4 separate regions of the Homo sapiens genome follow, and all the other regions are linked to region 2. A link is a contact called in ENCODE Hi-C or POLR2A ChIA-PET data. All regions are on one chromosome and are shown on one strand. The core of a region is the stretch at or near the end of the contact, and the rest is flanking DNA. Distances in the headings are between cores, read along the strand shown. Region 1 overlaps NLRC5 (NLR family CARD domain containing 5). Region 2 has its middle 19 kb from the start of ADGRG1. Region 3 overlaps NLRC5 (NLR family CARD domain containing 5). Region 4 holds the start of CFAP263 (cilia and flagella associated protein 263).

Evidence for each region. Hi-C counts contacts between places; a loop is a spot of excess contacts on that map. ChIA-PET counts read pairs that join two places held with the same protein, here RNA polymerase II (POLR2A). Pooled maps may share reads with other maps.
Region 1: a loop to region 2 is called in a pooled map, with 7 times the contacts of the local background. The contact joins two enhancer-like sites. A Hi-C loop is called at or near these places in 4 of 37 single-sample maps with no recorded cell type and 7 of 50 pooled maps. POLR2A ChIA-PET finds 5 or more read pairs at or near these places in 1 of 52 experiments (activated naive CD4-positive, alpha-beta T cell).
Region 3: a pooled map shows a loop between it and region 2 (4-fold over the local background). The contact joins two enhancer-like sites. A Hi-C loop is called at or near these places in 1 of 37 single-sample maps with no recorded cell type and 6 of 50 pooled maps. POLR2A ChIA-PET finds 5 or more read pairs at or near these places in 1 of 52 experiments (PC-9).
Region 4: a map with no recorded cell type shows a loop between it and region 2 (9-fold over the local background). The contact joins the promoter of CFAP263 here to the enhancer-like site in region 2. A Hi-C loop is called at or near these places in 9 of 37 single-sample maps with no recorded cell type and 5 of 50 pooled maps.

What each region holds. Positions count from the first base shown.
Region 1 is chr16:57,040,149-57,042,848 of GRCh38, forward strand. It overlaps NLRC5 (NLR family CARD domain containing 5), which reads left to right. Exons shown (of 49, transcript NM_001384950.1): 17 at 502-570; 18 at 1,337-1,426; 19 at 1,834-1,917. Among named protein-coding and RNA genes, the nearest start is that of CPNE2, 51 kb to the right of the region's middle. RefSeq lists enhancers at 1,685-1,734, 2,005-2,104. Within about 2 kb of position 1,388, at least 9 of the 41 ENCODE cell types and tissues checked have a DNase peak (open chromatin) inside an H3K27ac peak, as active enhancers do.
Region 2 is chr16:57,608,744-57,611,443 of GRCh38, forward strand. No RefSeq gene overlaps it. Among named protein-coding and RNA genes, the nearest start is that of ADGRG1, 19 kb to the right of the region's middle. RefSeq lists an enhancer at 1,104-1,203. Within about 2 kb of position 1,293, at least 4 of the 41 ENCODE cell types and tissues checked have a DNase peak (open chromatin) inside an H3K27ac peak, as active enhancers do.
Region 3 is chr16:57,012,694-57,015,393 of GRCh38, forward strand. All of the region lies in intron 1 of NLRC5 (NLR family CARD domain containing 5), which reads left to right. It also overlaps the pseudogene CFAP69P1. Among named protein-coding and RNA genes, the nearest start is that of NLRC5, 24 kb to the left of the region's middle. RefSeq lists enhancers at 1,916-1,965, 2,006-2,165, 2,296-2,345. Within about 2 kb of position 1,423, at least 16 of the 41 ENCODE cell types and tissues checked have a DNase peak (open chromatin) inside an H3K27ac peak, as active enhancers do.
Region 4 is chr16:58,248,541-58,251,240 of GRCh38, forward strand. CFAP263 (cilia and flagella associated protein 263) reads left to right here and starts at 1,396. Exons shown (of 9, transcript NM_014157.4): 1 at 1,396-1,575. The coding sequence starts at 1,475. It overlaps LOC105371293 (a long non-coding RNA gene), which reads right to left and starts at 1,319. Exons shown (of 4, transcript XR_933630.2): 1 at 1,127-1,319; 2 at 553-864. RefSeq lists a silencer at 1,227-1,706.

The DNA of each region.
Region 1 (2,700 bases), core at 138-2,637, 570 kb before region 2:
AAACCCAGGGGATTGCCTGGCCTGTAGCTCTGGTCCTGGTCGGAACTTCTGTATCCCTTTCACACAAGGACCCATTAGGGTCCTGGATTGCCCCAGCCTAGCGCATGGGTAGAGACTCAGCTCTTTGCTCCCGGAGCCCACCCACAATCTCTTCTGTAGAGTCTGGACTACTGAAGGCTCGATTCCAGCTGGGGCTGACATCTCTGAAGCACAGATGAGGAGGAGGATGAGATTAATGATAATAGCAGTCAAGGTCAATTGAGTACTTGCCATGTATGCACCAAGCACCAAACTAAGGCAGTTCACATACAGTCTCCCATTGAGAGGCTGTGATTTGTCCAGGGTCACACAACCAGGAAGTGGAGAAGCCAAATTGGCACCAAGGTCTGATTGACTCTAGGTGGAGGATAGGGCTCGATGGTGGAAGGCCAGGCTGAGGATGGATTCTGGAGATGGCGGACATGGCCTTTGCTCAGCCTGGCCTTGGTGATGTCCCTCCAGGGCTGCATTTCTTGACAGCCTCATGCTCCAGATGCCCTCTGAGCTGCCTCTGAGCTCCCGAAGGATGAGGTACAGTGATGGCCTCCAGCCCTGTGTGTGATTCCAGCCCCCTCCCTTCCCCTGCTCAGAGCCTGCTCCCAAACCTGTGCCCAGGCCCCACATGCTCCCTGAAGGACACCTGACCTGCTGTGTCCAGGGGTCATGGCCTGGCTTCCCTACCTCCTACCTCCCCTGCCCAGCCCACCCCAGACAGGGCTCACAAGGCAGCCCCGTCAACCACCTTCCCAAGCCCAGGAGACCCCACTCCCCTTAGCTCCCTGACCCCCAGCAGCTGAGGGGTTGTGGAGACTCTGAAAAGAGGTGAAGGGGAGCACTGGGCTCCTTCTGTCATGATCCTGGTGCCTGGGCCTGGGGGCTCCCATCAGCACTCTTCCCCCCTTCTCTCTTGGTCTTTGTCTGTCCTAATCTCCCTCTGTCCCTCTGCCTGTTTCTCTCATTTCTTCCCTCTCTCATCGTGTATTTCTGTTTTATCAGTTTATTTAACTGTTATTTCAGTCTTATCTGTCTTCCTCTGATCTGCTCTCTCTCTCTGAGGTCTCTGTGCCTTGGTTTCCTTCCATCTGTGTCTCTGCCCACCCTCTGCCTATATGTGACATCCTGTGGGTGTCGTGTGTGTTGGTCCCTCTTTGTCCGTCTGTCTAGGTGCCAGATACATCCCAGTCCCTCCTCTCCTGCAAGCCTCATTCTCTGCCTCTGTGTCTGGGGGGTGGGAAAGCGGCTCCTTCCCGCCTCTGTTCAGTGGGGCATGCAGCACTGTGTTTTTGTCCCTGGGCAGGCTGACACATTGTGGCCTCCAAGAAAAGCACCTAGAGCAGCTCTGCAAGGCTCTGGGAGGAAGCTGCCACCTCGGTCACCTCCACCTCGAGTGAGTGGTTTGTGTGTTGGAAGGTGGGTGGGTGGGGCCAATTACAGTGAGTTAGTGTTGGTGTTTGGGTTTGGTTTTTAAGATTTAGATCAACTGTTCTTTCCCTGCTGAAGTCAGAAACCCCTTGGAGAATCTGGTGAAAGTTGTGACTCTTCCTCCCAAGATACAGATCCCCCATGTCTGACACGCTCGGAGGCTCACCCCTGGTCCCTCAGAGGTCCACGAACCTCAGAATAAGAACCTGGGGGAGACCCCAGCTGCCCGTGCCAGATCTGCTGAGATCTGGCCTGGCAGCCCAGGGCTGTGTCCAGTTTCAGGAAGTTGAGTAACTGGAATGCAGGGACCATGCTGCCAGCAACCCACTCCCCACCTGCTAATGTTCTCCCCTCCCTTCTCCCCACCCCCAGCTTCTCAGGCAATGCTCTGGGGGATGAAGGTGCAGCCCGGCTGGCTCAGCTGCTCCCAGGGCTGGGAGCTCTGCAGTCCTTGAAGTGAGTAGCCCGCTAGGCAGAGCCTCTGAGGCTGGGGCAGGGGGGGAGCATTCTCTGTCCCATCCCCCTCTTTCCTGGGGTTATTGTAAAGATTAAATCGGAAAATGCATGAAAATTGCCCCTAATACAATGTAAGTTCTCGGTGAAGGCTAGCTAATAGATGATTCTTACTCAGAGAGTCTGTGACTCAATAATCCCACTTCTGATTCAAGGTTTCACTTCTGGAACCTGTCTCCGCATCTCTGAACAGGCTTCTGAGGCCACCCTGGGGAGGGCAGGTGTGGGTGCGAAGTATGACTAACGGCTGGCAGTTGTTATTCTGGCCCTGGGGTGCCGGGAGGGGCTGGGGCTGTTAGCTGGGGTATGGTCAGGGTAGACAGGGAGGGTTTGTACCAGAGAGGACACTCAAGCAGGGTGCCCAGGGCTGCCAAGGATCCCTGAGTACCTGGCAGAGAGTGTGTAGGAGGAATCCCCAAAGTTTGCCTGCAATGGACCAGAGTTCTTGATCCCTAAATGCCCTTGGTGCTTTTGGCTCACAAAGCACCCCCTCCTCCCAGGCACTTCTGGGCCAAAGCCAGAGGAGCCCAGGGGAGAGGTCACAGGTCCTATATTCCAGGCTGTCTCTGTGAACACGCTTTGCTGTGTGATTCTGGGCAAGTTACATCCCCTCTCCGAGTCCCTGGTTCCCAGTCGGTAAATACATAAATTGCAGGCGTGGCCTCTGTTGGTGGCTACGATCTCTGAAATGAGTGCTGGGGCCTAAGGACCCCCTGCTCACACCCT
Region 2 (2,700 bases), core at 43-2,542:
ATATTTCCTCAAGTGACAGTTCACTGGAGCTGGGCAGTGCTCCCCAGCGTGGCCCATACTCTCCAGTTCACCCCAGGTCCCCCCACTCCCTATTGTCTCCCACCCTGCCCCCTTCCTGCTCTCATTAGCTTTGCAGCCTGGCCGCTGTGGGCACTGTAGTTTGTGACTCTTGGCCCAGCATAGCCACCAGCTTCTATAAACAAGGAAATTGAGGCACAGAGAAAAAAAGAGACTTGCCCAAGGTCACCCGGTGAGCCTGGACAGAGCTGGGACTGCAGCTGCCGCCTGCACACTCAGCCTCAGCGTATTTTCTGCCGCACTGGTCACTTGAGGATCACCTGGGTGCCCATGTACTCAGGAGAAAGGATGGCCCAATGGTTAAGCCATTAGGTGCTGGAATCTGATGGGTCTGGGTTTGAATTTTGGCTCTGTCACTTTTCAGGGCAAGTAACATCAGCTCTCTGAGCCTTATTCTTTTTCTTTTTTTCTTCCTTTCTTTTTTTTTTTTTTTTCCTTTTTTGGACAACGAAATGGGATAATAATAGAGATTGCCTAATAGAATCACATGAAGATTAAAGTGAGGTGCAGGGCCATTGGCACTGACGGTGGGCACCTCCTTAAATGTTACACCCTAAGTATTTTGCTCATTCCAGCCTGCACAAGAAATCCTAATTCCTGGGACAGGAATTCAGAGACAAGTGGAAAAGCAGAGGGCTTTATCCCCATGCAACTGGGGGATGTGGCTGACCCTTCTGTGCGATGCAGCTCGGTTTCCTCCCTGTGGGGCCACAGCAGCCCCAAATTGCTGAGATCAGTCTGCATGGCAAATAGAATCTGTGTCAAGCTGCAGAGGTGGACCTGAGCCATTCTGTGTCGGGCTGTGCCGGAAACAAAAACACCTTCTCTGTCTTAGGAGCTGCGCCCACCTGCCCTCTCTTTCTTCAGCAGCCAGAGCTGCCTGCTCGGGTGTTAGTTCTGGCATGACTTGGCGTAACCTCAGGGAGGCACCACTGCGTCTCCTGTCAGCTCTTCTAAAGCTATGCCTCCGAGTATGGCGTGCTTTGGGGCCAGCTGTGACAGCTGGGGAGCAGCCCTATGCACCCCCACTACAGTCCAACATTTGGTTTCAGATTCTATTTATATACATTATGTACCTAGATACTTGTGGGTTTGATTTGGTTTTGTTTTGATTGCACAAATAACATTAGAACAGCTATAATGGAAACAATTCTAAAATGGAAAAAAAAAAAGGCACGCACAATGCTATCAGTTGGCTCGGCTTCCTAAAAGCACTGCTTAAGTGCTGGCAATAAGCCCCGCACTGTGCTGTCTATGGTTGATCTCACTAAAGCTGCACAACCACCCAGTGAGGAAGAAACCTGTCACAGATGGAGAAACTGAGGCACCAAGGGGCAGGTCGCCTCCTCAAGGTCACACAGTGAGGACTGGAATCCACCTCCAGGGTCCTGTGCTTGCCACCTCCTCAGGGCTGCCTCTTCTTGCCTGTCATCCCTGCCACCTCTCAGCTTGACCTGGAAGCATCAATTTGACATCACTGTTCACTCTGTGCAGAGCTTTTCCAAGTGGCCCCTGGGTAGCAGCCCTGTCTTTGAGTGGGGAAACAGGTCCCTGAGACAGGTGGAGACATTGCCTTTGTTTTCTGCTTATTTCACTGAATTTTGTATTACAGTCATCCCCCAATACCTGTGGGGGACCAAATTGTAGGATGCTCATGTCCCTCAGTCATGCCCCCAACGACTTGTGCAGAGGGCCAACTGTATAAGCGTTTTCCTTTTGTTGTGACCATATGACCATGAGCTGGGGGGTGACCAGCTCTCTCAGTTTACTGGAACTGAGAGGTTTCCCAGGAGGCAGAGCTTTCAGTGCTAAGCAGAGACAGTCCCCGGCAAAATGAGATGGTTGGTGACCCCAGAGGACAAACCTGGGTTGTGCTTTCTGAGCCATCTCCTGGTGCTGAGCACTTGGACCGCTTCAGCTCTCCACGGGTCAGGCTGGACAGCCCTGTGACCACAGCTTGTCACTGGAGTGTCTTTTCTTCAGGGCCCCTCTTGAGTAGGAGGAGACCAGGCTTTGAAGGTTCCTGAGAGGAGATGTACGGGACCTGAATACAGCTTTCCTGACCTGCCCCTCATAGGAGCCTGCAGGGAGGTGAGATGGGGACCCAGGACAGGGCTGAGGGCAGGCAAGGGCCAGGGGTGTGTTGGAGCTTGCTGTTTTGGCTTGCAAGAACTGGTGGTTAAATTTTTAGGCATTTTGTGAGTTGGTTGTTAAACATAGCCACTGTTAAGAATTAAATTACATACACAAAATTAAATTACAGTCATGTGTTGCATAATGACGTTTTGGGCAATGACAGACCACATAGATGACGGTGGTCCCATAAGATTATATGGGTCATATAAAGAAAGCTACAGATAGCACTTCATATTGGCCTTGCAGATCAACTAGGGGGAAATGACTGATATTCAGTAACGGTGCTGGGACATTTGGTTTTCCATGTAAGAATATATAAATTTTAAAATGCATCCTCTAGGTTTGGATAAATGCACTCTATGATGTTTGCACAATGGCAAAATCACCTAATGACGCATTTCTCAGAATGTGTCCTTGTTCAGTGACTCATGACTGTGTATTTAAAAAGATAATAAATACTCAGAATGAAACACTTTCTGATTATTT
Region 3 (2,700 bases), core at 173-2,672, 600 kb before region 2:
CCCCCGTCCGGGGAAAAAATGATCTCTCATGAAATCAGTCCCTAGGCCAAAAAGTCTGGGGACTGCTGTTCTAAGGAACTGCCAAAACTGCCAAACTGTTTTTCAGAGTGGCTGGACCATTTTACATTCCCACCGGCAATATATACGGTGTCCTGTTTCTTTACATCCTCATCAACATGTGTCTTTTTCATTACAGCCATTCTATGTGGGTGTGAAATGCTATGTGGCTGTGTTTTTCATTTCCATGCAGAAATTTTTAATTTAATTGCTTAGTTAAAAATAATTCTTTAAATTTAAAACACTCATATTGCCATATGTATATTTTTATACTACAAAGTGATACAATTTTTGTTAATTTTCTTGCCTTGATTACTCTTTACCTGTATAGTATTTAAATCTTTACATAAGATCACAATTATAGTGAATAGTAATTTATTCAACTCAAAATCTTCATAGGATTTAGAAAATTTAAGTCCTTTACCAAAGGGATTGACTTCTAACTTCATTAAAGGTTGCGAACAGTATCAAATCCTTGGTAAAGCCACATTCAATCTTTGGCACTCCAGGATTTTGAGCTATAACTGTAGTGATCACTAATATGTCATTTCTAAGCTGACGGTCATAATGACTAAAACCTCTCATAGATTTTAAAATACTTCCTTCAAAGTCAGTAAACATTCCAAGTTACTAAGCTGTTGAACAATTTCTTATTTTGAAGATTTTTTCTGATAAGTTCCAAAGTGTTTCTGATGAAGGAAATAAAAGCTGTCCAGAGAAATCTGAGTCATTGAGGTGAGCACAGATTCCATTGGCTGCTTGTGCTTTCATCATTACAGTACAATTAACTTCAGAAGTCGAGAGATGCTGCAGAATTTTAAGTACCCAAAGTTTCTCAACAAGTTGATTTTCAAGCAAGGTCATTAACTGGGCCATTGTTTTTGCCAATCCTCCAACTTCAGCCATTTGAATCTTGTATGATGAACTCACTTGCTGGTAACCTGGAATATGCTCCTTTGGTGGTTGTGCCTGATAAAAGTCAACAATACGTTTACAATTTTTTATCCTCAATTCAGAACTTGGTATTTTCATTAAGTCACCCAGAAGCGCAACTGAACTAGCAGTATCTCCAGCATAAGTTATTTCATCCGATACTTTCTTTTTCAAAAATGGCAAGCCACACTATTTTATGATATCATATGCAGATTCTACAAAATGCGGCTGGTTTTCAATTTTTACTGCACACAGATTCAGAATTTCAAATGTCTGTACTAAATCCCTTAAGGGAAGTTCATTCTGATAACACTGTACCAGTTTCTTGACAGATTTAAGTTGCTTTTCTTCTAAGCCTTCTTTAGCAGTCTCTTCAAAAAGTTTGATGACACCATTAAGGTCCACAGGCTTCAAAACACCAGTTCCACATGGCGAGGGAGGCCTTGGGAAACATCATCATGATGGAAGGCAAAGGGGAAGTAAAGACCTTCTTCATGGTGGCAGGAAAGAGACAGCATATTGCTATGTATTTTAACACCACTTATTTCCCCCCTTTTTTCTTTCAATATCATGGATTAAATAGTGTATTTTAAATGAGTGTGAGGCTCACTTGGACTCTATTCCATCCCTTTGGCCAATTTTTTTCCATTTTTAATCCAAGAATCTTAAAGTTTGAATGATGGTCACCTTGTTATATATTTTATTATGTTTGGAAGCTTTTTTGCTATTGTCTGATCCTCCCAACAAATAGCCTTTTGATAGAATTGCCTTTATTCGTTTCTTTATATCTAATTCTAACTTAAGATTAGACTTAAAAGTAACTTCAGCGGTTTTATTATGAAATATTTAAGGCATATAAATACTGCCTCTTTTCTCTAAATGACTGCTAATATAATTTTACCAAGTTCTGTTAAAGTATCCTGTTGTACATAAAGTGCTGTTGTTTTTTATCTGCCTGTTAACTTAGAGTGGGTTTTATTTTCTTTCACTTTCTGTGGTCGAAGGCAAGTATGTCTTAGTCAGTTTGGGCTGTTATAATGAAACACTGTAGACTGGGTGGCTTAAACAACAGAAACTTGTTTCTCACGTTCTGAAAGCCGGGAAGTCCCCAATCAGGGAGCCAGCAGGCCTGGTGTCTGGAGAGGATGCGCTTCCTGGTTTGCAGACGGCACCTTCTCATTGTGTCCTCACAGGGCAGAGAGCAAAAAGAAAGGGCAAGCGCTCTCCAGCCTCTTCCTTTTTCCTTTTTTTTTTTGTTTGTTTGAGATGGAGTCTTGCTCTGTTGCCCAGACTGGAGTGCGGTGGCATGATCTTGGCTCAATGCAACCTCTGCCTCCTGGCTTCAAGTGATTCTCCTGCCTCAGCCTCCTGAGTAGCTGGGACTACAGGTGCCTGCCACCATGCCTGACTAATTTTTATGTTTTTATTAGAGATGGGGTTTCATCATGTTGGCCAGACTGGTTTTAGACTCCTGACCTCAAGTGATCTACCTACCTTGGCCTCCCAAAGTGCTGGGATTACAGGCGTGAACCACCGCACCCGGCCTCCAGCCTCTTCTTGTGAGGGCAGTAATCCCATCATAAGGGGTCCACCCTCTTGACCTAATCACTTCGCAAAGGTCCCACTTCCAAATACCATCACACTGGGTATTTAGGCTTCACCAGGTGAATTGGTGGGGGAGGTGGGACACAAACATTCAGTCCACGGCAA
Region 4 (2,700 bases), core at 146-2,645, 640 kb after region 2:
TCACCACTGACACCCCCAATGCCATAGAGTCTGTTGTATCACACAGCCCAGTTGGCAGGGCTGTTTGCATCATAGCCTCGAATTGCTACAGAGCCCATTCTTGCTCTGGGTTCACTTGGAGCTGGCATCTATTTATGTCACCTGGGGATAGCATCCATTTGTGTCACCTTGTATATGGACATATTAAGTATTGCTAAATGTGGTCTGCATTGTCCCTAGAACCTAAAGAGGCCTACCACCAGAGAGAAGGTGGTAGGGCTCCAGCTCTCTGCTGTCATCTCCAGTGATTCTATTCTGGCCCCAACCTTGTGCACCCTGAGCAGCAAAACAAAAACCCTCCCTCAGATCCAGGGAGTGCCTGTCAATGCTAATGCATGCCCCTTGCAGGGGAAGGGGGCTGACCCGCTCCCCAAGCACTTCATCACAGCTTGCTTTCTAAGCACATCCAGAGTTCACCCTCCCTAGGAGAAGTCTCCCCGTCCTGCCCTCTGTCCTCTTTCATCCCCATGGGGAGCAGAGAGAGAGCTCCTGTGTTGCCTCCCTGATCCTTACCATGTCCCACATCAGCGTAGAAGTTAACAGCATGGACTTTGGGTTCCACCGGAGCTTGATTCCATTCTTGAGTGGAATGGAACCTAAGCTACTCCATTCCTTGGTTTTCTGATCTGTAAGATGACGGCAATAATACCAACTGTACCAGATTGTTTTGAGGATTTAAGGAGATGACTACGATGCACAGTGTGACGCATGATGTTGCTGTCATCACCCCAGGTTCCAGCGGCTTGTTTAGAGGCTGTTTCACTCATTTAATTGGAAGCTCCTTGAAGATCAGAATGGTCTTTTCCAGACATTCCCCCTAGGATACTAAGGACACAGTAGATATTCAGTAACTATTTAGGGATGTCTCTTGAATGTATACCCATTTTTATCAGCCACGTTTTTTTCCTTCCAGAAATGCAGGATGTTAATATCTGAGAGGAGCTGCTGTTAGCATGTAGGAAGCACCAGGTGGTGAACAGAGCAGGGGCCTCCCAGTGGGACAGGGGAAGAAGGACACTATGATAAATCGTGTTAATTTTCTAGGCCCCAGTTTCCTTATTGGGAGAATGGAGAGATTGATAGATACCATTACAAGGTTGTGGCGAAGGTTTTCATAAACTATGCTTAACACGCTGCCAAGGACACAGTAAGGGCTGAGAAACAGCAGCTGCTATTATTACTATCAATTTAAGAGTTATTGTTAAAGAAGTGAAACTGAACGCGCTTAGGTGTGCGCTCAAAGCCAGCAACCTGGCTGGGTCCGCACGGAGACAGGCGGGGCAGCGCGGGGAGGGGCCACCGGAAGCCCCACCCCTTTCCTCGCGTCCGGTCGCCCGGGCAACGCGCCACCGCGTCGCAGCCGGAGTGACGCGTGGCCGCCGGCACCCGGAGCTCCTGGGCACACGGCATTGGCAGGGGCCGCTTCGGCAGAGTGATGACTGATGATGAGTCCGAGAGCGTCCTCTCCGACTCCCATGAAGGGTCGGAGCTGGAGCTGCCTGTTATCCAGCTGTGCGGGCTGGTGGAGGAGCTCAGGTACCGCCGCCCGCGCCTGGGGGCCGCCCCTCTTCCTCCTAGGCCCTCCTCTCCGGGCGGCCTCGGACTTGGGGACCAGCATGGAGAAGATCCAAGCCCTCACTGAGCACTGGGGAGACTTTTCCTCTTTACTCCTTACTCCACCACCACTGAGCCAACAAGCTGTTGGTGGAGCTAGAACGGGGTGGTAGGGCGAGGGGATGGGGCCGGTGGTGAGAAGCCCAGAGGGTAATTGGGGAAGTGAGGGTTTCAGCCGGAGGAGTCTCTCTCATGCCAGACGGTGTGCTTAGCCGATCCACAATTCTACAGCAGCAATTTGGACCAGGTGACTTCTAAGCCCTTTTCTGATGCTAAGATTCTATGATAAGGCTGGGCGCGGTGGCTCACGCCTGTAATCTCAGCACTTTAGGAGGCCGAGGCGGACGGATCGCTTGAGGTCAGGAGTTCGAGACCAGCCTGGCCAACATGGTGAAACCCCGTATCTACTAAAGATACAAAAATTAGCCAGGCGTGGTGGCGCGTGCCTGTAATCCCATCTACTCTGGAGGCTGAGGCAGGAGAATCACTTGAACTTGGGAGGCGGAGGTTGCAGTGAGCCGAGATTGTGCCACTGCACCCCAGCCTGGGCAACAGAGAGGGACTAAGTCTCAAAAAAAAAAAAAAAAAAAATTATATGATAAAACTAACACGGCAGCAGAATAGAAAGCAAGCTATTGAGATGGTTTTAGTATGAGGCAATGTGTGCCTGAACCTGGATATAAGCATGGAGATGGACAGTAAAGAATGGCCCGATAGTCTGCGTTTATTTTGTTTTATTTTATTTTGCAGTCTGCTTTATATATTCTACTATAGCAAGTAAATTGGATATAAAGATTCCATGATGTAGTTAAGATTAGTTGTACAACTTACTGGTCTTGCACAGAATATCCTAGCTCTAGCAGCTGAATAGATGTTACTTCTATACATCTACAAATACTTTAGGTCAGAACTGAGGTATTATTACTAACAGCTCTCATTTTTGAGTGTTTCTATGTACCATGCATTTACATATATGATCTTATATGATGACACTGCAACCCTAGGAAGTGGGTAAGGAAACAAAGACGCAGAGGTGAAGTCACTTCC